2 separate regions of the Homo sapiens genome follow, and region 1 is linked to region 2. Evidence: read pairs that join two places in POLR2A ChIA-PET (ENCODE). Cell type or tissue: MCF 10A. All regions are shown on one strand. Each heading gives the region's core, and the rest is flanking DNA. Links, peaks and the distances in the headings are about the cores only.

The links. Peaks named below come from ENCODE experiments on the same cell type or tissue, not always from the same donor. Only the 100,000 strongest peaks of a DNase experiment are listed, where the experiment ranks them.
Region 1: POLR2A ChIA-PET joins it to region 2 with 14 read pairs; 17 of 35 experiments call an interaction of 5 or more read pairs at or near these places.

Annotation. Positions count from the first base shown.
Region 1 is chr12:46,387,099-46,397,788 of GRCh38, forward strand. It overlaps SLC38A4-AS1 (SLC38A4 antisense RNA 1), which reads left to right. Exons shown (of 4, transcript NR_125380.1): 2 at 649-874. Among named protein-coding and RNA genes, the nearest start is that of SLC38A4-AS1, 8.8 kb to the left of the region's middle. RefSeq lists an enhancer at 8,177-8,678. In MCF 10A, for the core only: no CTCF peak of the experiment used is centred there; a DNase peak (open chromatin) is centred at 5,743.
Region 2 is chr12:46,437,575-46,448,264 of GRCh38, forward strand. The region is part of intron 2 of SLC38A4-AS1 (SLC38A4 antisense RNA 1); the gene reads left to right. All of the region lies in intron 1 of LOC124902923 (a long non-coding RNA gene), which reads right to left. Among named protein-coding and RNA genes, the nearest start is that of SLC38A4-AS1, 59 kb to the left of the region's middle. In MCF 10A, for the core only: no CTCF peak of the experiment used is centred there; a DNase peak (open chromatin) is centred at 5,327.

The sequences.
Region 1 (10,690 bases), core at 1,553-9,552, 51 kb before region 2:
CAGCATGCCTGCCCCTCCCTGCTGTGTGCATTTCCCCCAGTCCTTCAGTCGTTAAAAATTTTCCCATTTCATTTATACTCCAGTTTCAGTTCCGTTGATTCAAAGTTTTGGGACTTAGGACAAGTTTGCTAGCTTCTCTGAGCCTCAGTTTTTTAAACCGTTAAATAGGAATAACAGCATGCTGAGTGCCAAGAATTAAAGAAAAATTTATGTGAAAATATAGATTAGAAAGAAAACTAATATAAATGCAGGGGATTATGATCATAATACTCATAAAACTTCAGTACTCCCTGGGAAGATCCAATGGCCGTCAGTCATGTGCACGTGATCAGAATCTGGGCCATCATATTTTTTTAAGCAAGTTGATGGCCTGAGGGTTCTTGGCCAGGTGGGAGGAGGCTGCTCTGGGATGTTGAAGAGAGATTTTAAAAAGGAGATGGAAGGCTGTGAAAACATAGTTCAAATTGGAGGGAGCTTGGGCAGATACCACCTTTTCTTTTAAGGAATGAATGTAATTGCTTGCATTTTGTCTCTACTTCCTTCCTCTCATTGATTTATTCCGAAGGCTAGAGTTTCTACTTTACATTCTAATTCATCTGACATAGCGTGTTTTTAAAAAACTTAGCATTGCTTGCTTTGATTTTCCAGTTGACTTTTGCTGATGGAGCCTCTCTGAAGGGCAAATTCAAAGTACAGCTGGGTGCTGCAGCACTGGAGTGCGAACTTGTGGCTGTGGTTATGAAGGAGCCTCGTCAGCTATGCCTTTAGCCCCTGGTGAAGCAGTGCCAGTCACACTTTGCCAGTCAAACGGAGAGGCAGCAGTAGTAAGACCAGACCAAATCAAACCAAACCAAGCAAACCACGGGGAATGGAGGTAGGTGAATAGCGCCAAAGAGAATGATGGCTCACAACACTTCTAAGCATGGTGCATATATCAGTTCATTTAAGCCTTATGATGACCCTATGGGGTCAGTACTATTATCGTTATTATCCCCAACTGAGGCACAGAACAACTGTGTGACTAAGCGACTGTACTCAATGTCACACCACTGTTAAGTGATAGAAGTGACATTTTAACTCAGGCAGCTGGATCTGGAGTTTGTCCTCTTAACTACTACATTAGCAATTCTCAAACTTTTGGTCTCAGGACCCCCTTGCAGTCTTAAAAAGTATTGAGGACCACAAAGAGTTTTGTTTATGTGGACTATATGTGTTGATATTTATAGTAGAAATTAAGACTAAAAACTTAAAAGATAGTCAATGTATTTAAAAGTAATAACCAACTCACAATATGCTAATATAAATGACATTTAAAAGTGAAAATAGCTATGTTTCTCCAAGTGCAAAAGGTTGAGAATGGCATCGAAGAATGAAGAATCAAAGAATGGTATCATTTTATAGTTTTGCAAACTTATGCACCATACTGTACCTCTTTTGGTGTGACAGTGGTTAAGAAAAGAGGAAATGAGAGAGACTAAAAGGTACAAGTGAGGGGAACTCAAGACCTGTCTCAGTGAGCCCCTCACACTCTTGTATGAGGAAGAAATGATAACTAAAGAATCGTCTGTAAAGTGTACAGCAGCATCTGGATTTTCATGCCTGGTTTAATCTTCGATAGATTGTCTGGATTCATTCTCTCTCTGTGTGGGTGTGTGTGTGTATGAGCATACACACACATATTTGAGGTTAGGTAAAAAACTTTGTCATAAAATATATGTAAACTGGAAAGGATTTTAGAGATTATCTGACAGTTCTTTTTTTATGGATGAATGCATCTGAGGCCAGACAGGAAAATGACTTATTGCTGGTTGAATTGCTGATTAGTGGCTGGATTGGAGGTAGAACCCAGATCATCTGCCTCTTCATTCTACTCATGTCCTGTCATGGAAATTAGTCAATCCAATTATTATTATTATAGAAGTCTGTTTTCACCAGAAAGTTTGTGAACTGACAACCGTAAAATCTGTGGTAAATTCACAGGCTTCATCAATGACACTATGAAATATTGACCCTCAGCTTCCCAGATTGCAACTCCCCAAGTCTTGGTCTGTTTGCTGTTAGGATTTGTTACAACTTCTTCCTTATTGCCTTTTGTTACACAAGCAGTGCTGAATATGGGCTGGATATTGGAAAGAGGGCAAGAAAATGAGAACCCACAGTTCTGTGACGTGACAACACTGATTGGCCAGTCACTGTTATCTGCAGGATGTGCTTTTCTTAAGGATGAACATATTTTGGTCCACAAGTTTCCAAGACAAGCACATTCCTGCCAACATGATCCTTGGACAAACTGTTCTGGAATTTGAACTTGCTACTGGAAGAGGGTTAAGTCCAGGACACACACACACACACACACACACACACACATTTCAGTGGGGGGCAAGCCATAGTTGGTTATGTTAGCACCTCATTATACAACAGTTTCAAGATAAAGTGATTCCAGATGTGCTCTCAGTAAGTACCTAGTACTTATGTTTTTAACCCATTAGGCTAAAAATCTACTTTCAGAATTTTGGGGAAGCCAGAGTTAGTTAATTAACTAGTCATTCCTAGTTACTTCATAAAGTTGATTCTAAGTCGACTATAATTTGCAGTATGTTTCATGTTAGAGGATACCCATTATAACCATATGAAACATACATATTTATAGACACATATATGTATTTTCACACAGACTTGCCTTTGACAATGATTAGAAGTTCATCTGAAGTACTGGTTTAATGATCATTAGGTTCCTTTGTCCCGGAAATTTCATTTAGAAACATTAGGAAGATATATATCTAAGAAGTAGTATTCTAGTTTCTTCTTATTAATGAAGCTGCAGTGATAGTCATTGTGATTCTGAAGCATAAATTTCATGAGTAAGTCCTGGTTAAAAGGCTCCCTCCCTTGTTTAAAAAACCAAGATTTGAAATTTTTTGCTTTGTAACTTAAATTTACAAAAAAGAGTTAAAGAGAAAAGATGATGAATGTTTTCCTTGATAATTCATATTATTGTTAGGAATATGGAATTTTTGCATCACTTGGCCCTAGAAGGTGGAGAGCTAAAGGTGAACATTTCATTTTGCTTTCAAATATTTTAAATTTGTCTGCAGAAATTATGTTTTCTGCTGAATACAATGGAAGCCTTCTTAGCTGGTCTTACTTGAGAATATTGCATCTTAGTATGCTCTTTTGATTTTATTTTGCTCTACAGTAAATTTTTAAAAATTTAGGTATGATATCTGGCATCAAGGACAACACCATTTATTTGCCAAAGGCTGTAACCTAGGGCATTATACACTAAATGGGAATATTGGCAAACATACTGTTCAGAGGTACCTGTTGTGCTGTAGGGCAGTACCTACAGCAAAGCAGTCTGGGTATGATGGACTCTGGATCCAGACTGTTTGGTTTCATTTCGCTTCTGCTTTTTACTAGCTGTGTGCTTTAATTTCATGAATGTGAAAGATAAATAATAACTCATGAAGATTTAGTTAAGTCTGAACTTGTAAAGGAAGCACTTAGAACCATGCCTGGCATATGTTAAGTACTTCTCAAGTGTTAGCTTAAACAAACAAACAAATCTCAAATTTTGTCTTTGTCATGTCAGAGAGGCTAACATCAAGTGATGGCTGAAGCAGCAAACAGCTAGTTAAATTTAAAAGAAAAATGATCTTTGGGATTAATCCTATCTTGTGAAAAGTTTTCTAGAGCTTCCATCCAGCTGTGGCTAAAGCTAGAGGACAAGAAGGTGAGGAAAGTGTGGCAGAGTGAATGCCATTGATTAAAGAAAGGCCAGGACCTTGCTGTATAACAATTGTTTCTATTATTTCTATTTTGAGAGAAAGACCCTTGATGTTACCCGTCAGCAGGAGATGGATGGTAGTCTTTGTGTGGATTGACAAACATTGGTAGTTTAACAATGTGAAGGGCTTCCTTTGCAGGAAATGAAAAAGTTGTGATTTTCCATAAGTCATTTAGAGAGTCACTATTGAGCCAGCCAGGCTGGGCCCGCTAGTCTATACAATGGTTTTGTGACAATTAGCCTTGTGCTGTTGCAGCATTTCAGACTCATGGAGCGTTTTGCTTAGAAGACCTCTCTTCCTTCTGGCTGACACAGCCCCATCCCAGGGTGCAGGGCCTGATAAGTGGAGTACAGGCTGGATTTCAGCCCTAACCACCCGCTCCCCCCAGGACATGGTACAGTACACAAATGGCACATTGAAGGTGGTAGCCATGAAGACAGGTTTTTGAATTTTACTTTCTGTTCTTCAGCTCAGGAAATATGTTGTTTATTTTTGTTTTTCAGTCATAGTCTACTTCAATAGCTGGAACTGGGGAAGAGATGGTTCAGTATTTTTTGTCATTGAATCCAATGGTTGATTGTTAATTATTACTTAAGATAATCCACAAACATCCTGCTGACAGTCCAAGACTGTTTTCTATCAGAGGTTTTATGAAGCCACTTAATTTAGGGTTAAGGTCCTGCTGAACCTTACAGGAGTCTAAAAGCAAGGAGAAAGGCATCAGAATATCACACCCTTTTAGCTATAAATCATATTTCTGTAATGCTGTTGCTACTTTTTTTCTATGTGCTCTTGCAATTTAAGATGATGCATTTTATTTCCAATGGTTTGCAATCTGTAACTGAAAGACAGAATGCTCGGAAAAGCCTCTGGCTAAAAACCAGTCTATTGACATAGAATCATGTCAGGAGTGGCCCCAGGAGATTTGTGGGTTTTGGCCTGTCTTGTTTCTCATCCAATATTTCTTTTCAGTATTATCACAGTTAAATTCCTCATTGGATATGCAATAGATTAAAATCACATTAAAGTTTGGACTTAAATCAAGCATAGCAAAAAATGATTCTTTGACATTAGCTCCCAAGATTCTTCTATTATGGTTTCAGTGGTCCTGAACTTTGGAAGATGCTGATCAGGTAATAACTGTTCTGTGCCCTACAAGGAGGATGCCACCTGTAAAAAGGCACTGAGAAGTTTTATTGTCTCAAATATATTTATTCTGATTCTTAAGAAAACTTGAAATAACTTGTGTTGTTTTGTTCTTATTTATTTTTGTTTAGAAATCTTTAATTTTCCTTTCCCTGCCCTGAGTCTTTCCCATTCTGAAATGAGTACAAACTGCTTTTTAGCTCACACATAGGCTCTAGAAACAGTTATTTCGATTATTAAATTTTTATCTGACAGTAAGTAACATGCACTTAATACATTATAGTTTATAAAGTACTTTTTCGAATGCATTACACATTTAATATCATGATGTTTTGAGATGGACATTAAAATTTTCTCCTTTTCTGCAACCTGGGAAACTAAAGCTCAGAGATCCGCATACTGTGCTACCCAAAGAATATAGGAAGAGAACCCGACTTTTTACCTTTTATTGATTAAAAAATGAGACGTGTCCTCACAATTTCCATGTGATTAACCAGTCCTAAAATTATAAGACATCCTTTCCTCACTTAATTACATGTAGTGTTGTTGCGGGACTTTTCCTTAGTTCAGCTGAAGATGGGGTTCTTGTCACAGGGCATTGAAAATTTAGGCTCGCAGACAATTTAAAGGGTGACTAAGGCAGGGTTTTATTGGGTGAAAAGGAAGACAAGGGGAAAGGGAGACTATCAGCAAGGCGAAAGAGTGTGCTTCTTGCCCCTGGGCTTCCTGCCTTGCAGATTGAATCCCAGGTTTCACCCAGAAAGAGGAGGGGCCAGGCTCCTCCCTGCAGACTTCTGTGGCTCCACCCCAGTGTGCAGGCCTGTAGGGGTTTTGCCGAGTAGCCTTTCCCACGTGACTGTCTCAGTGTAGTACATGTGATGTGGCCTAAATTGGGAAATACCTAAATTAGTAGCTACCTGTGAATTTGTCCTAACTTAGAGAATCTTTTGAAATGACTTAAAATTCTTTGGGTTTTCAGCTCAGACCACACACACACACACACACACACACACACACACACACACACGAATTAACAACCCTCAAGCAAAATTAATGGTAGTGCATCTGCAGCTTTTCAAAGTAATTGGAGAACCTTGAACCCCAGCTAATTTGACATTTTCACCTTTTCTAACTTTTTTTCAGAGTGTGTTGACATTCAGGTCAATTTTGAGCTGCTTTTAAGAGTACCCAGTGCCTAGTATAGTATAGGCATTTAATGCCTTTCAAATAAATGACTGAATTGTTCACTATATGGGCAAATGACAATTTGTAAATAATATCCCTAAATGCAGAGTACCTAAATGCAATACAAATAGTAGTCACATTATGTTTATTGTTTTAAACTAGAAGGTTTTGGCGTAGTCTGAAATGATATTATAGAAGGAGCAAGAACTTTGGAATCTGAAAAGATCTAGAATTGAATCTTTACCTTAACATTTACTGCTGGTTACTACACCTTCCTTAGGCATTCCACACAACTTCTCTGATCTTCAGTGTCTTCACCTGTAAATTTGGGATTATATTATCTACCTTACAACATCTCTGGGAGGACCATCTAAATTAATATATGCAAGGTACCCTGCACAATGCTTAATTCATAAAATGTGCTCAAAGTTCATGCATTTTTAGAATTTGTGTATACAACTTTGTAGCCAATTAACAGAGCCCCCAAGTAACAGATTGTGTGTTTTCTGATTAACCTTTGTATATAAAAATCCAGCTGTATAATCTGTAGTATAAAAGACCCATGGTGATAGTAGCAGTTCAACATGCCTGTTCTAAACTCTATACAAAGAGTAAAGGGCCAAAAATAGTTAAGATAATTTTGAAGAAGACCAAGGTACAGGTTTTTACATTAATAGATCTCAAGACTTATTATGAAGCCATAGTAATCAAGGAAGGGCAGTGATGGCAAAGGCATAGACATATATGCTGATGGGACAGAAAGGACAGTTAGGAAACAGACCCACACACAGATGGAAACTTGTTATATATAAGAAGTAATATAGAAGAAGAGTTTGATGATTCAGTAATGGATTCTGGTACAACTAGTTATCCATATGGGAAAAAGTAAAATTATATCCCTATATCATGCCTTGTACAAAAATTAATCACAGGTAGGTTGAAGACCTAAATGTGAAAAGTATAATTTTTAAACATCTGAAAGGAAATCTTGTATCACCTTTGAATACCTAAGAATTTCTTAAACAATGTACAAAAACATAAACATTAAAGAAAAAGATGGATAAACTTGACTGTGTTAAAATTAGAAATTTCTGATGTTAAACAATACCTAAAGAAGTGAAAAGTGAGAAAGAGATTTAAACATATAAAAAATTTTATACACACTGTGTATAAAGAACCCCTATAAATCAATGAGGAAAAGACAACCCAATAGAAAAATGGGTAAAGGATATAAACAGGCAGTGGACAGAAAAGAAAACCTGAATGGCCAATAACCATAAACATAGTGATCAGGGAAACACAAAATTAAAACCACCAGAAAGTAGGATTTTACATTCCCCAGAGATCAAGTATTGGTGAGGATGTAGAGCAAATAAATTTTATGCACTGCTCATGGGAGAATTTCACTGACATCACCACTTTGGAAAACAATTTAACAAAATCTAGTACAGTTGAAGATGAGCCTATTGTATCATCTGCACCTCTACTGCTGGATCTAGTCCCTACAGAAAGTCTCCCAGTACCTGCCACGGTTCCTAGTGCCAAGTAAGAGCTCAGTAAATAGATGTTAAAAGAAGGAAGAAAGGATGGAAGGAAGGGAGAAAGGATGATAGCAAGGAGAGAAGGAAGGAAGGAGGGAAGTAAGGAAGAAGGGAGGAAGGAAGGATAGATATAAGAATATTTGTGTCATTGACTTCTTTTTGCTTTGTTTTGGGTGTTGTGGGACTGCTGCTTTCTTGTCTGTATGGTCTCAAACCACCCTAAAGGTTTGTCAACTCCAGTGGAACTTTGGGAATCTCAGACGATTCACCTCTACCTCTCAGATTTTACTATGAATGGCAGTAAGGATTTTCATAACCGATAAATACATTCTGTAAATGCATTTCCTTACAGAATTCACAATGGTACTTCTTTAAATGGTAAGCTCTGATTGCATATTTGAAGTGAATCTATGTAAGGTGTAAAATGAGATGTACTAGTATATTATGGGTAGCATAAAATATTAGTTATTACTGGATCTTTAAAATTCTATTGGCAAAGAAAGATGAGGACTGATGCCCTGAAAAGATAAAATATTATGTTTTTTTCAGGCATATGAGTAATCAAAAAGCATTTCACTGGTTTGTGAAGAAATGGGTATTCTTTTTAAATAGTAAATAGTCATATGCACTAAGCCAATTTTTAAAATAACATATATTCCCTAGAGCATAGAAAACATGGCAGCTCTTCCCATAGCTGGAAGAATGTGTGGTTACCCTGGCAACACCATTTTAGTTCCTGCTTCCAAGTACCACCTGGTGATTTAAAGTCTTAACAGCTGTGCAGCATCTACATTTCCATTGAGGAAATAAAACGCATTCATGCATCATCTAATGCAGAATTTAAGAAGAAACGAGCTTGCAAATTTGGGGAAGGAGGGAAAGAAATAGCACACATGCCAGCAAAGCCGACTGAGGTTTAAAAACCCTAGCTGCAGTCTTGGAAGTATTCCTGAAGCAGCTAAGTCCACTGCATTAAGGATATGGGATTATAGGCCGATTTCCCATCAGAACTCTAATGTACACATAGTCTCAGTAGCCTATGAACATTTTGTTATCCCATACGCAAAATATGTATTTGTAAGTGGAAATTGGCACTCTCCATCCTAACAGGCATTTTAACAAAATGGTTGTGTCCCCATCACTGTGAGAGGTAGAGAAATATAAAGAAAACAGTGTCCTCAGCTTCATGTTTGTTTCTCAGTGCTTCTAATTTCACCCAAAGTTTTGGGACCTTCCTTAGATCTAGTCATATTGAAAAAGCCAGATCCTTCAATAATTTCCAGTAGAATGAGTTTTTAGGTACTTGAGTGCTGTGGGGAGGAATGACATTGCTGGGCTGTAAGGAGGACAAGGGGCTAGGAAATAGTTTTCCTCTCACAAAATAGAAACTAGGAATAAGCAGTTTAAGGTATATAAAATTATTACTTTCCATTTTTCTCTTTGATTATTGTGATTTATATGTATATTATTAAAAGTTTAGAATAGAAGAAATATATAAACAGGAAAATCACTGAAGATGCTGACATTAATATATTGGGAAATTTCTTTTTTTTTTTTCTTTTTTGAGATGGTATTTCGCTCTTGTTGCCCAGGCTGGTGTGCAATGGCATGATCTCAGCTCACTGCAACCTCCGCCTCCTGGGTTCAAGCGATTCTCCTGCCTCAGCCTCCTGAGTAGCTGGGATTACAGGCAGGCGCCACCATGCCCGGCTAATTTTGTATTTTTAGTAGAGACGGGGTTTCTCCATGTTGGTCAGGTGGGTCTTGAACTCCCGATCTCAGGTGATCCACCCGCCTCAGCTTCCCAAAGTGCTGGGATTACAGGTGTGAGACCCCTGGGAAATTTCCTTTAATCTTGTTTATGTATTTTTTTCACCTTTATGCATTTTAAAGGAGCTACTCAAGTTATCTGTCCACATCACAATTGATTTTCTGCAGTACAAATGGTCTTTACTGCTTGAAAGGAGTACTTTAATTCTGGTATGGCATTTTGTTTTTCCTTGTGTTTTTTTCTTATTCCAGTGGCTTCATGTTCTTTTCTGTTTTCATTTTAGCCTATTCGTTTTTGAATTTTTTTCATCTTCATAGAAATGTGTTTTCATACATCTCTGTTTAGGGCACCAAACAGATGTTACTTAAAAGTTTCTATGGTATTGTAGAATCTTTTCAGAGATACTGTGGCGGCTGTGTCCTACCTTACCCTGGGACAGGGAGCGGTCTTTCCAGCCTAATATAAATAGGGTGTACAGAATGTCCCTAGCACTGTCCACTTGTATTCTGAGAACTTCGCCTTCTCTGAAGCAAACATTGAAGGCTGGTTACGTGCCCATACTCTGTTCAGTTTCCAGGACTTAGGATTCCTTCCCTAGATCGCTCCATAAATACTTGACTTCCTACTATGTGCCAGATAGTGTTATAGGTGCTGCCAATATGGCAGTGAACAAACCCAGCTTATATAAAATAAGTAAACCTGTGATTATATAACATAGATTATAATATGAAGCTCCTGGAAAGGGACATAGGAGGGAGTCTAGGGAGGCAATTAATTAATTAATTAATTAATTTTTATTTATTTTTGAGATGGAGCCTCGCTCTGTTGCCAGGCTGGAGTGCAGTGGCGTGATCTCGGCTCACTGCAACCTCCGCCTCCCAGGTTCAAGTGATTCTCCTGCCTTAGCCTCCCAAGTAGCTGGGATTACAGGCATGCACCACCATGCCCAGCTAATTTTCATATTTTTAGTAGAGATGGGGTTTCACCATGTTGGCCAGGATGGTCCCGATCTCTTGACCTCGTGATCCACCCACCTTGGCCTCCCAAAATAGGAGGCGGTTATTTTATATGGACATTAGGGAAAGACCCACAGGCTGATAAGGTCATATTTGAGCTAATAGAATTGAGGGAATGAGTTCTGTAGTTATCTAGAGTAAGAGAATTCCTAGAAAAGAAATCAAAGAAAGCCTTTTGAGCCATTCTAAGGCTTTGGTTTTTATTTAGAGTGAGATGGGACACCATTTTGGGGTTCTGAACAG
Region 2 (10,690 bases), core at 1,713-9,712:
AGGCATTTTTCTCCCTGAGTTATTGGATGATGAAATCATAGAAAATTAAACCTAGTAGCAAACATTAGATGTGCATATTTGAAGACAGATTTTTTTTATAGCTGTACTATGAGTTATTTTTTTTCTGTCAAATATTATTTATGAGGAATGTTGAGGTAACTAGAGAGGAAAAATGTCATAGAAAACAGTTCCCTTCAGATGATCTAAGAGGTTCATGTTGTATACAATGCACCTCTTATCAGAAAGTTATTGGTGATACCATTTCTTTTCCGGTAAAGCAAAGCAAGTCTTCATTTTTACATATTTGACATCTCTGAGTTACTTACTGATGTCAGAGAGGGCATCCTTGATGTATGTTTATTCATATATTTTCAAAAAACAGTACAGAAAATTTTCCATTACTGAAGAAATAAATCCACAAAAACCAAAGGCTTGAGAATATTCCTTTAAAAAGATAATTTATTGACTTTTGTGCATTGGGGATTAACCAAATCTGTAACTAGAGATTAATCTGGAGAAGGGGGAGAGAGGAATAGAATGTGAATGGGACAGAGGCAGAGGAGGGAATGTGAGGGAATTAGGGCATTAGTGCTGCTGGAAGGGTGTGAATATGACTTGTTGAGGCTTTCTGAGTTTCAGGCTCTGTGCTACGTGCTCTGCATATATATCTTCTTCTTAATCTCTGTAACAGACCTATGAGGTGACAGACATTATTATCCACAGTTTTCAAATGAGGAAACTGGCTCAGAGAGGTTTCAATAAATGACCCAAGATCACACAGCCAGTAAATAGCAGTCAGGATTTGAACTCACAGATGTTTGTACTTCAAGTCTGTGTGCTTTACCGTACTGCATACGTCTGTCTACAGAGTGCTGATTTTACAGATATTTTCCCCAACTTGGCTATTGGTTAACTGTCCAGATTTGTTTTTACATGAGTAACGCATGCTCCAGTTTATTTTTATTCAAAGATAAGTATATATAAAGAGATGTAGATCCTTTTATGGTTTGCTGAAATTTATTTTGAACTTAGTTCTCGTGCATCAGAAATACCTTATTAATTGAAAATAGACCCATTAATTACTGTGTGGGATGTGAAAAAATGCATTCTTTGTAAATTTCTAGTTTTTCCTTTGGACTATGGTAATTTGCATTTGTCCTATGCTTTTGGCAGTAGCCACAGATTTCAAGTATTAAACATAAGTGAAATACTGTATGTGATTTTCTATATTGTATGGGAGGAAAAAAGTCAATCTGGGGGACAGATCCAAGTGATGTGAGACTCCAGCTGAAGGCTCAGGTCCCTCTAGGGAAAGTCACAGCAGCCTGACGGTGTAGGAAAATGGCACTCTGCTGCTGTCAGTTTACTTGGCAGTGCCTGGCAAAGAGCACAGGAAAAACACCAGAGCAGCAATGAGCAGTTTTTCAGCTGCCAGAGAAAAAGTTTCACAAACTGGGAATTTTACAAAGGTACACTAATGTCTGATACTAATTTATTCATCAAATATTTGTTGCATAGTATATGCTGAAAATACAATGCTGAATTAGTCATTGTTCCTGCTTTCAAGGAACACACGGGCCAGACGGGAAGACAGTCTATAAATTTCAGTAAAGGGCGTCAAGGGCCATAGTCACAGGGCCTTATGTGAGCACCTAGGAGAGGTACCTGGTTTCGCCGGAAGTATTGGGAAATGTTCCAGAAGAGGGAATATCTATTCTAAGCCAGACTGTCTATATAATTTGCGGAGTCCAGTGCGAAATGAAAATGTGGATCATTTGTTCAAAAACTATGAAGAATTTCAAGATGGTGACAGCTGAGCATTAGATAAAGCACAGACACTTCTAATTGAATTTCCTTCTACTTAGACTGTAATACCCACAATGGGAAAATTCGAAACCATTGTTTAACAAAATGAACCCACTCTGGGCATTTATGCTGTTTGTTTCCTTTGAAGTATTACTACATAGCAAAAATCTAAGGGTCTACAATAATGTATTTAAATCAGCCTGGTGTGGCCATGATAATTTTGGAAGAACAATATTAGAATGGGTCATGAATGTTTAGTATTTGTTGCATTTCCCCCAGAAAAGGAAAGTTTCTGGGAACTTCAGGGAATATTTAAATACTTTCTCCAGCAGCCTGTTGCCTCTGAAACAAATAATTTATGGAAATGATAAAAAGCAAGTGTTAGTATGTTTGTTGGAAACGAAAACAGAAACCCTACCTGTTGATTACAAAAGCAGAGAACATGGTATCCATGGAATATTGTATTACAGTATTTTTCACAACTACTCACTGTACCCTTTAAAGGTTGTATAATGCCTGCTGGTAGCAAGGTAGCCATACGATTTATAGTAATTCCCTGAGGAAGGACTCTATCTATCCTTCTCACTTGGCCATGTGACTTGCTTTGGCCAATGGAGTGAAAGGACGTGATGTAAGCCATGTCTGAGTAGAAGTTCCAGGCAAATGCTTTAAGGGCCATGGCAGTTGGCACTCTGCTTTCCCCCTGCCACAAGTTCAGCATGTTCCCCGGAGGAGTTCTTTCTTCAAGCCTGGATCCTGAAAGAAAAAGCCATGTGGAGCACAGTCATGGCCAACACATGAAATGTGAATGCGAAGTAAACCTTGGTTGTTAAAAAGCCAGTGAGATTTTTTGGGGTTATTAATGACCATAACTGGGTGAAAATTGGCTAACACAGTGTTTTTATTTATAATAGGGCAATGAGTCACAAATACATCATTTGTCTAAAGGACATTCAGCGATCTCACTCCTCTGGGGAATGACACTGCTCTAATAATGATGATCATATAGGTTTTTCCAGAGGCAGATACACTGGGAATTCTGCTAATGGTAATCTGATCTGCTGGGAAATCAAGCTGAGTCCTCCAGGCATGAGTTGGGTCTAAATGGCTAAACCCCTGTCCTCACTTCCCCACCTGGTCCAGCTGCTTGCTGCCTACTTGATCTTAGACAAGTTGCTAAGCCTCAATTCCCCAATTTGTAAACTTGGAATAGGACTATTTACTTCATAAATTTGTTAGGACAGGGTCAGCTTCTATTTCTTCTGTATCAATGCCATTTTCCCACACAGTTTCTACCCCTCTGATTAAATTAGCTCTTGTTTGACTTTGTCTATCATTTTTAATGTAAAAGAAGTAAGACATTTGTAGATTAATATTGAGCTTCTCTTTGTTTCTCCCCAAGTATCTATTCTTTCTTCAGTGACAACAACTACCTCATAAAGGGTATATACTTTATTTTGATATTGGATATATATGCATATACATACATAAGTTAAAATATGCATAAAACCATGTTCTGTACACAGGAAAAATTTAGGATAAAAGAATTAGTGAAATCTTCTTTTCTTAAAAGGATTATGGTGGGGGAAGTGGGTTCACTTCTCCCTATGAAGCTGTTAATTCTTTTATGTTACTTGGCAAAGCTTGCTTGCTTTCTCTTCCTTTTTTCTCTCTCTTTCTTTCTTTTTCCTCTTTCCTTTCTTTCTTTCTTTCTTTCTTTCTTTCTTTCTTTCTTTCTTTCTTTCCTTTTCTCTTTCTTTCTTTCCCCTCCCTTCCTTCCCTCCCTCCCTCCTTCCCTCCCTCCCTCCCTCCCTGCCTCCTTCCTTCCTTCCTTCCTTCCCTCCCTCCCTCCCTTCCCCCCCCTCCCTCCCTCCCTCCCTCTCTCTCTTTATTTTTTTATTTTCTTTCTCCTCTCTTTCTTTCTTTTTTTTCTTTTTGAAGCAGGGTCTGGCTCTGTCATCCAGGCTGGAGTACAGTGGTGTGATCTTGGCTCACTGCAACTTCCACCTCCCAGACTCAGATGATCCTCCTGCCTCAACCTCCCAAGTAGCTGAGACTAACAGGCATGTGCCACCAAGCCCAGCTAATTTTTGTATTTTTTGTAGAGACAGGGTTTCGCCATGTTGCCCAGGCTGGTCTTGAACTCCTGAACTTAAGCAATCCGCCTGCTTCATCCTTCCAAAGTGCTGAGATTGCAGGCATGAGCCATCGTGCCTGGCCTGGCAAATTTTTCTAATTGTCACTATCGGTCAAGTCCTGTCCTACGAACTGAGAATAAAGAGTGGAACTGGATAGAAAAAGGCCTGCTATCTTTTAGCTTACCTTCTAGTAGGAGGAAGCAGACAATAAACAATTAAGCCAATAAGTAGACCCAATAAAAGGCCAAAAAACATGAAGTAAGAGTCCTTGGGAGAGCTCTCTACTGAATGGATAAGAATAATGTGTTAATTTATAGCTGTTTCAAGGAAGAGTAGCAACATTTATTGAGCACCTGCTAAGTTTCAGCTAGTTTATCTGTACTCTTTCATTTAATAATTGTAATAACCCTGTGAGTAGGTCCATTTTATAGGTCAAAAACTGGACATTCACAACTAGAAAGTCAACTAACTTCCCCTCAATTACCCAGCTGATAAATTCAAGAGTGGACCTCTAATTCTTACCTCCTACTTCTTCCTCAAGCCCAGTAATCTCTTTTAAGTAGGAAAAACATATCTCTTTCTGCTTACCCTCACCTATATCCTCAGTTAGGCTTTTTTAGATTATAAGTGATATTTTTCTTAGAATAAAGTTAAATTTCAGCTTTCCCTGCATTTACAGGAAATATTCTTTAAAAACAGAGCACTGGACTTAAATTCTGGAGAACTACCTTCAAACTACTGTCCTGCTACTCAATACCCATGTGGTTTCCGGCAAGTCACTCAACTTCTATGAGCCTGTTTACTCATCTGTAACAGGAGATAGTGCCAGGTATAAGGTTTTATGATCCCTAGTTTTGAACTAGTGGGGTCTGGCTTCACAGATTTTACTATACTTTGCACACTAATATTGCACACTGACATAGAGTCTCTCTCTGGTGATGTGCACAAGGATTTATATAACTCAGATCACTTCCACAGCACAGTGACTCAGAGCCCCTGGAGTATGAAAGACTGAATCCCTAAGTCTGGCTCACGAGCAGTAAGATCTCCTTTTCCTCTGCATTTTACCTAAGTGTTTTTTTTTTTTTTCCAGGCTGGGAGAGTTTGCCTCTGGCGTGCCTCTGCTCTTGAGGGTGAAATGGGCTCAGAGTGACTTTAAAGGCTGCTCAACAAAGGCAGGAACACCAGAGAATTATCATTTTCTTTTTCTTCAGCTGACTGGATAAGTGTAGCTGTAATAGAGTATGGTTCAGGAGGGCAAAACCACTTTGGAAGAAACCTTGAAAGTGATTCAATTTCAAGTCACAAGATCAATTATGTGAGGTTCTAGAACTACTGATACTGAGTTTTACAGCAGATTCATGGCACAGGTTCAGAAGGTGATTCAGGATGTCTCTTTCCTTGGACATTAAAGCTCATTACCTGAAAATTACTCAGCCTTGGCCCTTAGGGAAATTTTAAGTGCCCAGCCCAAACGGCATAATCCTATTTAAAATACCAAGATTGCATGATAATGAACAACATCGAAAGAAAACACTTGTCTGGGTCAGATCTCATCAATTAGACAATTTCCAACAGAGAACACATCTCTAGATAACTACATGTCTGTCATATAAGGGATATGTGGACTTCCGGCTATGTGCTTACAGTAAATTATCTCAAGAAAACTAGGCAGCAGGTAGAAAAAGAGCAATGCAATCCCACTTTTTTAATGCTCTTGCCTATAGTCTTTGATGGACTGAACTTCATTTGATGACCATTTCTATTCTTGCCTGCAATTTGGGAATGTTAAATCCTATCTCATAGGAGTGTGTATGGGTAGCATGAACTAAGGTAGATAAAGGCTTCACGTGGTGTTTGGCATGGCGTAGGTGTAGATTGGACCTCAGTTTTCTGCCCATGTTTGCTCTTCACGTACCTGTCTGGTATCTGTATGTGCTAAGCTCTGAGCCTTACAAACCATAGGGAGAGATATGCAAACTTGCCCTCAATGAGCATGTTGTCTAGCGAGGAAGATGAAATGCATAGACAGACAACTAGAGGTGGGGTTTGAGGGAGCCCAAGAAATAAGCACGCTTTTCCTGGCCCAGTTGCTGACAAGGAGATTGAGAGAGGGTCCCAGAGGTCAGTGGATTCTGGAGAATGTGGCATGGATGTGTTAGCTCAGGGGACTTGCCAGTCCTTCAGTCAGGCAGTAAGAGGACATCCCCAGTTGCCAGTCATTGGAAACCTAAAGAACTACAGGCTTCCTGGGGTAGGGGGACAGAATGGGTGCTGCAGGCTGGTCTGCAGAGGGCAGGCAGAGGTGCTGAGCAATCGCACTGGTTGAGAGAGGGGAGTATTGCTATTGTGGAACCTTCTCCACATGGACACATGAAACAGCAGAAAGGGAGAAGGAAAAAACCCTAATAAATTTAGCTTGCAATTTAAATTGAAGGGCTAAGAATAACTGACATTAATACTCATGCCTCATTACTGGTTGATTTATTTGGTTCTCAAACCATGGCTGTGTGTCAGAATCACTCGTGGAGATTTAAAAAATTACAAATACCTGGCTCCACCTGTTGGAGATTCTAAACCAGAGGATTTGGGAAGAGGTTTAGATATCTACATTTTAAAATCCCACTACAGGTCATTCTGATGGGCATCCAGGGTTTTGACCCACAACATTAATTAAGCAACGGTAGGCTTGGTTAATCTTTAAAAATACAACAGTCTTTAAAAAGGACCAGTGCTAATTGCATTATGCTTCTGTGTAAAAAAAATACAAAACCCTCAGATTTATTTGTCCTTTCTGCCAAAACAGAGATAAGAGAAGATCAAGGGAGTAGACAGATAAAAAGGTAAGTCCTGTGTCTTCTGTCTTAGGTTTTCATAGAAGTAACCAGAAGATATATATTTTTTTGCTTATCTTTTTTCTATAGTTAGTATGATCAAAGCTAACATTTCAAAAGCTGATCTTCCCTGGAAACATGAATAGGAACATAATACATTCAGTTGAAATTTTATCTAACTTTTAGTGAGTGCCTACTGTGTGCTAGAACTATGCTTGGCAGTTTCCTGTGTCTTCCCAGGTGAGGAGGTCAGGCCATAAGTGTAGTAGGATTAATGACGGCATTCTGAGCTAGTGAGAATGTTTAGGAACCATGACTTAAACGTTTATCTGCATATGATTCTCACTGCTGATGAAGATATGGTGATGCTGCAGCACGTATGTATTGTGGAGACACTGAAATTTAATACAACTTTTTGAACAAAAATTTGATAATGTATCCTAAGAACCAGATCTATATAAATGTTCTTAACATTGCACCCATTATTTCAATTTCTGAGAATTATCTTAAGGAGATACTTTTTTAAAGTAACATGTTTCAGGTAAGAGGAGAATAATTATAATGTATTTTAAATGTAGCTATATCTGGAAATTACATAAATTTTAATCATTAAGGAAATGATAGGTGAATTATTGCATAATGACTTTTAGACACTTAAATCTGGTCATTATAAAGCCTCTGGAGGAACAGGTAAAATGCTTAAGACAAAAAGCCAAAAGAAAAAATATGTACCAGGATAGTAATTAAAAGTTATTCATTAATGTTGGAAGGAAGTGTGAAGATGAGATGTAGTTTGTGTGTGGTAGTAGAATTCTGAGCATGTTTTCCTTTTTGGATGTGGTGGATGCACATTGTCCGGTCTTCCCAGCATCCCTTCCCACCCTATATGCAGCTAAGAGGAAAGGAAACCTTTCACCTCTGGCCAGTGAGCTGGGATGCAGTTTGCTTGCAGTCATTTGCAGCCTTTCTCCCCCTTTTTTTTTCCACTGCCAAATCAAGGAAACTTGCCCGTAGTAAGAGATAAAAAACTAAAAATCTAGAGAGAGGCTGGAGTCAGAGGGATGAACAGATGTGTGGAGAAAGGGGTAGAGAGATGGACGGGCCCACCTGAAGAGACCTTTAAGTTGGCGAGACAGTCTTCTAAATTTGGCACCTATGTGACACCGTACAATTTCTTTCTTATACTAGTTAATCTTGTTCTAGTCTGCTGACAATCAAAAGAATTCTGACAATAGAATTGGTTTAATTTTTAAAAGTTTTTAATTCTATGTTAGAGTCTGCCAAGGTTGTTGTTTGTTTTTAAATGAACCTTCTTTACTTTCTGAAGTACTAGAACATTTTGTACTTGTGTGTAAATACTGCGTTTATGAATCATTTCCCATTATTTTACTGATAGAATGTTGGTCTTTATTGAACTGTCATTTCCTTTCAGGTCTTCTTCTCAGCTTTTCCTGCAACATAACCACATTAACTGTTTTTCCACATCCTGATTCTGACAATAGCCATCCTGAGAATGCTTTTGGAAAGGGTAGTCTGAAACTACAATGTGGATTCAAATCTGTATAAGGCAGAAATGTATGGGGAATTCTGAAATCAATCAACAAACAGTAATTGAGCACCTATTATGTGCCAGGTTCTAGGGCTACAATGAAAATAAAAGTAGACAGAGCTCCTGTCCTTAACATGCTTATCTCTGTGTGTGCTGTGTGCATTCACTGGAGGTCCAGGGAGGCTTAGTCTGGGAGTATATTTAGCACTTAATATTTATTTAATACATCTGCAAAACGTCAACAGGATAACAAGCAACATTTATGGACCTTTAATAAGATAAGGTCTGTGCCATATCTTATTTTCCCCATTTTACCAGATGAGGAAATGGAGGTGCAATGAGGATATTTAATATATCCAATATTACAGAGTTAATAGGTGCCAAAGGTGGATTTAACCTGACACAGTCTGGCTCCTTACCATAGGATATTGCTGCTTACACGGTTGTAAGAAATCTGCTCAGAAATGCTGAATCTGTTACTTAAATTAATTTTTAATTTTTTTTGGAAAAATAATTATTAAGTTAAATGTTGGTGGTGAGATATACAGATATCTGACTGGAATAAGACAGGAGATTCCCTTTTCAACTTGCTATAGTTTGAGCCACAGGAAAAAAGTTCTGAAAAAATTAGTTCATCCATTAATTCATGTATTCAACAGCATTTTCAGCATACTACCTGCTACTAAGCAAATTTTGTAGAAAGCCCTTGGTTTGTTAAGGGTAAATGGAACAGAAACAAATCCTTAAAATATAACATAGGATGGTAAGTTCTGTAATAAAAGGGTTAAAAAGGAACTTTGAGAGCATTAAGAGGTGAAAGGAGGGGAAGGAGGGAGGAAATGTTATGAATTGTTTGACAAGTAAGCTAGGCGTTGAAATATGAGGAGGAATTCTTCCATGGACTTGGGAGTGGGTATAGGAGTAGTGGTGTAGAAAGGGACTTCTGCAACAGGATCTGCTTCTAAGCTCAGTCAATCGTGTCCTGAGAATTGCAAGTGGCTCTAAGACCAGGACTAAAAAGATAGGTTGTGCCAACTGAGGGAAAGCATTTGGAATTGTCTTTGAGGTCAGGGCTATATAAACTCTTTTAATTGCATACACCTACCAGTAAAAATAACTTGAGCATATACTCTTCAAATATGTGTTTATTTGCATATATTTATTTTTATATATACACTATCAGATTAGTTTCTTATATCCCTTCGGAAATACACACAGATGTAATTAAATAGGAAATATTTAAAGATAATGTTAGTTTTTGCTCCTATAAAATTTTCTTAAACATTAGAATGAATAATGTGTTTGAAAATGCAGATATGTTTTTGAAAAATTTGATTTAACACTTTATGATGGGGTAATTTAAAGGACTGGTTCTAAGTTCAGTTTATTTTGATTTCTAGTTTTAATTAAATCAAGACACTTCACAAATAGTGAAGTGCAGTTCCGATTGAAGGAGTGTTTGTTGGCATTATAACTAAGTCATAATGCAGTTTTTGCAGTTTTTTTTTTCAGTCTTAAACACTGTACTTAGGTTTTTCTTGAAATGTAATTAATAACTTTCTGTTTTTCCTGATATCATTTAGTCATTCTTGTAAACTCTTTGGAAGATGTTGCATTTTAATATTTTTAGTAGTTGGTTCAAATTCATAATCTGAATTATTTAGACACAGGCTAGAAAATTCTGTTTCTCATCTTTTTTTTAATGTGCAGATAGGAAAGGTTTTTTTGTTTGTTTTGTTTTTTTTTTTTTTTTTTAATGAGACACAGTCACATTACTTTTAGCCATTAAATCAATGATGAGGAAACATTTCCCCAATTGTATGAGTTATCTCTTGCTGCATAACAAATCATCCCCACAATTAGTATGGTAAAACAACAGACATTTCTTTTCTTTTCTTTTTTTTTCTTGAGACGGAGTCTCGCTCTGTCGCCCAGGCTGGAGTGCAGTGGTGCGATCTCGGCTCACTGCAAGCTCCGCCTCCCGGGTTCACGCCATTCTCTTGCCTCAGCCTCCCGAGTAGCTGGCACTACAGGCACCCACCACCATGCCTGGCTAATTTTTTGTATTTTTAGTAGAGACGGGGTTTCACTGTGTTAGCCAGGAAGATCTCCTGACCTCGTGATCTGCCCGCCTCGGCTGGGTTTACAGGCATGAGCCACCGTGCCCAGCCGACATTTCTTATCTCATAGTTTCTGTGGGTCACAGATCCCAGGAGTGGCTTAGCTGCATTATTTTGGGTCAGAGTCTCCCACAAAACTGTGACTGAGGGGTTGGCCGGCCTTCCAGTCAGCTCAAGGCCAAATTGACTGAGGCTCTGCTTCCAAGTTCCCCCACGTGCCTGTTGGCATGCCTCAGGTCCTGG